Linked DNA regions of Homo sapiens: region 1 is linked to region 2. Evidence: read pairs that join two places in POLR2A ChIA-PET (ENCODE). Cell type or tissue: A673. All regions are shown on one strand.

The links. ChIA-PET counts read pairs that join two places held together with the same protein. Peaks named below come from ENCODE experiments on the same cell type or tissue, not always from the same donor. Only the 100,000 strongest peaks of a DNase experiment are listed, where the experiment ranks them.
Region 1: POLR2A ChIA-PET joins it to region 2 with 7 read pairs; 8 of 35 experiments call an interaction of 5 or more read pairs at or near these places.

The regions. Positions count from the first base shown.
Region 1 is chr16:84,745,491-84,747,990 of GRCh38, reverse strand. USP10 (ubiquitin specific peptidase 10) reads right to left here. Exons shown (of 14, transcript NM_005153.3): 4 at 2,318-2,500. Among named protein-coding and RNA genes, the nearest start is that of USP10, 47 kb to the right of the region's middle. In A673, a CTCF peak has its summit at 973 (motif pointing left); no DNase peak of the experiment used is centred here.
Region 2 is chr16:84,646,675-84,649,174 of GRCh38, reverse strand. KLHL36 (kelch like family member 36) reads right to left here and starts at 664. Exons shown (of 5, transcript NM_024731.4): 1 at 526-664. The region is part of intron 2 of LOC105371376 (a long non-coding RNA gene); the gene reads left to right. RefSeq lists silencers at 91-370, 581-770, 831-1,000. In A673, no CTCF peak of the experiment used is centred here; DNase peaks (open chromatin) are centred at 684 and 1,494; H3K4me3 peaks cover 1,088 bases.

The DNA of each region.
Region 1 (2,500 bases), 99 kb before region 2:
TTAGTAGAGACGGGGTTTCACCGTGTTAGCCAGGATGGTCTCGATCTCCTGACCTTGTCATCCACCTACAGTATCAGTCCTTGCAATAAATACATTCTGAAAGCTGTATTCAAGAAATCGCCTGGCCTGAGTGCGGTGGCCCACACCTGGAATCCCAACACTTTGGGAGGCTGAAGCGAGCAGATCACTTGAGGTCAGGAGTTTGAGGCCAGCCTGGGCAGCATGGTGAAACCCCATTTCTACTAAAAATACAAAAAAAGATAGCCAGACATTGTGGCATGTGCCTGTAATCCCAGCTACTTGGGAGGCCGAGGCAGGAGAATCACTTGAACCCAGGAGGCGGAGGTTGTAGTGAGCCAAGATCGTGCCTCCTGCACTACAGCCTGAGCAACAGAGTGAGACTGCATCTCAAAAAAAAAAAAAAAAAAAAAAAAAATCACCTGGCTTTAAAAAATATATATGAAGCCCAAAATAACGACGTCTGGCCTATCATTTGCTCATTTAAGAGAACTTCAGAACAACAAGAGTACCTGAGATAATGTATTTTGTATAAGGAATAAAATACTCTTAAAAATATATATACATTGCTTGCTATCACCCTATTGCCACCCAAAGAATGTGTTTTATTTTTTACACAATTCTGACCATCCATCGAAGGGTGTGCATTTGGCAGCTTGCTGCTACATCCTGGTAATGAAGGGTGTCAGGTGTTCCAAAAGGTCACATCAGAAAGTATTACAGAAAGCCTAAACCAAACAGCTTATTTTAACTTGGCTACTAGGGTGACAATCTGAAGATCTGGTCACCAGGCTTGGTGGAATCCAACCTGATGACACAGCTTCTGCTTCTTAGGTACGTACAGTCACGCGCGGCGTAACATTTCGGTCAACAATGAGCCGCACGTATGATGGTCCCACAAGATTCTAGTGGAACTGAAACGTCCTGCCGCCTAGTGGCGTCTTGATGCTCCTGACCCTGTGCAGGCCCAGGCTAATGTTTGTGTCTTACTTTTTAAGTTTAAAAAGTTAAAAACAATTTTTAATATGAAAAAGCTTATAGGAAAGTAAGAATAAAAAGGAAGAAAATATTTTTGTATAGCTGTAGTGTGTGTTTTAAGCTAAATGTTCTCATGAAAGAGTCAAAAAGTTTAGAATTTTTAATTTAAAAGTAAAATAAAACGTAAAAAAGTTACAGTAGGTTAAGGTTAATTTCTTATTGAGGAAAAATTTGTAAATCAACGTAGTACAGCCTAAGTGTTGACTGTTTATAAAACTCGGCTTTGCTCAGTACTGTCCTGGGCCTTCACATTCACTCAGCACTCATCACTGACCCATCCAGAGCCACTCCAGTCTTGCAAGCTCCATTCACGGTGAGTGCTCTATACAGGTGAAGCACTTTTCATCCTTTATACCATATCTGTACTATATTTTTTCTATGTCTAAATGTGTTCAGGCACACAAATACTTAGCACTGTGTTACAACTGCCTACAGTATTCAGTAGTAACACGCTGGACAGGTTTGCAGCCCGGGAGTAATAGGCTGCACCACCAGCCTAAGGCTCTACCACCTGTATTTGTGTAGTACTCTCTGATGTTAACACGCACATCTCGGAACACATATCCATCTTAGTTAAGCAACACGTGGCTATGTGAGGACACATACCTCTTTCATACCCTGCTGCATTTCTGACTTCCTACTGTAACTTTTTAAAAACAATCTGTGAATTATGCAGCTTTCTATTTTTATTGTGAATTGTTTCTACTTTGGAGCCTTAGCACTCTAAAATAAAACATTAACTTTGGGCTGAACCCTTAACATTTTTTTTCTCTTCAAGAGCTGACCTTGGTGTATCAAAATTCTGAATAAAATCCATTTACTCAATCCAAAAAAAAAAAACCATGTTATTTCACAAAATGATTTCTTGTATCTTAAGAAATATAAAAAAGGAGCACACAGTGAGTACAAATCAGGATTATCATACCAAAGGTATATCACAGAAAAAGTCCATTATACATTCATACCGTGGAGCAGAATTACTTGAACAAAAGGCAAGAAATGGAAATGTAACTTGTCAACAGAAAAGAACTGCTAACAGACATGGATCTTTCACTTAACATAAAGTTACGACAACCCTCTCCTCCCATTTGTTTCTATATTATCTTACTTTTAGAGAACATTTAAGACATAGGCATCCTTCAGACGTTGCTATTAACACACAGGTAATCTGCCATTGTTATGGGTAACACCACAGTCTATAAGCCCAGTTGATGAGGTCTGCTCCCATCTTCACTCTAGATTTGTATCTTTTCAACTATACCTGCAATCTTTATGGCTACAGGATCCTCTGAAACCGGAACAAGCCCTTCTTTGACTTCAACCTGCTTTTCAGAAACCAGGGGAGATATGGCGGGAGGGGAATACTTAGTTTCCACATAGGCCACCGGCGAGGAGGAAGAGGGCTTAGAATCATGAAAGAGGCTGGCCCAGGACTTGGGCTGGC
Region 2 (2,500 bases):
AGTGACAATCCCAGGTCACTGGAAAAGGTCTTCCAGTAAACATGGGACCGCAGGCCCCGTCCGGCCGGGGGTTTCCCAGAGCGCCTCCTCCCCAAGCTCCCTCCCGACCTCAGCGTTGGAGAAAGCGACGCTGCTGACACCGGCTCGCCGGCGGGGTCTCCGGGGACGCCGCTGTCGTTCGCTCGGACCCCGCAGCCCAGGCGGAACTCAGCGCAACGGCCGCCCAGCAGGCTCCAGCCGGCGGCGAGGAGGCGGAGTCGGGACGGCCCGGGGCGGGGGCCACTCACCTGCCACGCGCGGGGCGGTCCGCACAGGCCGCACCTGTGTCACCTGCGGGGGCGGCGGCCCCTCCCCCGGCCGCGGCGCCCCCACTCGCCCACCCGCCCGCCCCGGCACCAAGGGGCGCAGGGGGGTCGCGGCTCGCGGTGGCCGGGGACCCTCCCGATCTCCGCCAGCTCCCCGCCCCGGCCGGGCGCGGCTTCCTGGCGGTCCCGGGCTGGAGGGTGGGCGCGCGCGGAGGCCCACCTGGCAGGACGCGCTACGGACGCGGCGGGGACAGCCCCGGCGGCGGGGCCGGGCGGTCGGGGCGGCGGGGCCCGGGTTCAGGAGACCCCCGGCCAGCCCGCTGCGCAGCCATGGCTCCGCCAGGAAGTGCGAGGCCGAGGGCGGAGGCGGCGCGCGCGGCCAATGGCGGCGGCCGCGGGGAGGCGGGGCCGGGCGGCGCGGGGCGGGGCCTGCGGCTGAGGGCGGGACGCGGGGGCCGTGGGGTGAGCTCGCAGGGTGGACGCCCCCCTCGTCCGCGCCCCGGGGATCCCCGGTGTCCACCCCACCACGACGCCCGACTCCGTCCCTTCAAAGGCAGGCCCCAGCCCCGCCGCGCGAAATGCTCCCTGGTGCCACCCACCGTCACGGACGCAGGGCCACGGCGGGGACCAGACACGCAGGGTCCCGGGCCTCGAGGCACCGACGCGTGCGCTGGGAGCTCTTTGCTGGCCCAGAGTCGCCGGGACGGGCACCGCGCCTCTCGCCTCCTTCCGGGCTGAGCGGGAGCGTCCCTGCGGCCACCCTGCGGCGAGGCCTTTGCTGACCGCTCTGCTCGAAGTCACAGCCCCTCTCTCTGCACCCAACTTCCAACCCCATGCTTCACTTGAGCTCTTATCAGCGTCTAATATTCCAAATAATGTACTAGTTTATTCGGTTTATTGTCTCTCCTCCCTACCAGAAGCCCTCCAGGGCAGGGTTTACTGTTAGTTCTATTCCTGACTGGGTCGTCGCCAAGACTGGCACACAGTAGGTGCTCAGTAAATGTGTATGGAATGAATGAATGTAACCTTCATCGATCCATCTATCAATTGTCACACTTCGCTCATGCTACAGCGGGATGAACCTTGGAGATGTAATACTTAGTGAAAGAAGCCAGACACAAAAGACCACACACTGTATGATTCCGTGTATGTGAAATGTCCGGAACAAGCCAATCCATAGAGACAGAAAGTAGATGAGTGGTTGCCAGGGGCGGGGAGTTGCTGGAGTGGGAAATGGCTGCTGAAGGATCAGCGATTTCTTTTGTGTAGTGCTCACTACAGCCTCCACCTCCCAGGCTCAAGTGATCCTCCTGCCTCAGTCTTTCATGCAGCTGAGACCACAGGTGCCGGCTGCCACACCTGGCTATTTTTTTTTCTTTGATTTTTATAGAGACAGGGTTTCAGTTTGTTGTCCAAGCTGGTCTTGAACCCCTGGGCTCAAGCGATCCTCGTGCCTCGGTATCCCAAAGTGCTGGGATGACATGTGTGAGCCAGCACACCCAGCCCACTTACAGGATCTTTATTTTTTAATTATTTATTTATTTATTTTATTTATTTATTTATTTATTTTTTTTCTTTTTTTTTTTGAGACGGAGTCTCGCTCTGTCGCCCAGGCTGGAGTGCAGTGGCGGGATCTCGGCTCACTGCAAGCTCCGCCTCCCGGGTTCACGCCATTCTCCTGCCTCAGCCTCCCAAGTAGCTGGGACTACAGGCGTCCACCACCTCGCCCGGCTAATTTTTTGTATTTTTAGTAGAGACGGGGTTTCACCGTGTTAGCCGGGATGGTTATTTATTTTTTTGAGACAGAGTCTTTCTGTCACCCCGGCTAGAGTGCAACGGCTCAATCTCAACTCACTGAAATCTCCACTTCCTGGATTCAAGCGATTCTCCTGCCTCAGCCTCCTGAGTAGCTGGGATTACAGGCGCCCACCACCACGCCTGGCTAATTTTTGTATTTTTAGTAGAGATGGGGTTCACCATATTGGCCAGGATGGTCTCAAACTGCTGACCTCGGGTGATCTGCCTGCCTCAGGCTCCCAAAGTGCTGGGATTACAGGTGTGAGCCAAGGATCTTTAAATGATGTTCTCACTGACTGGATTGCTGTCCCCCATCTCTCTCTCTCTCTCTCCCCTTTTCTTTGGGGACTGTACACATTCACCCTGCCAAGCCTTACTTGCCTGTCTTTGACCCTTCC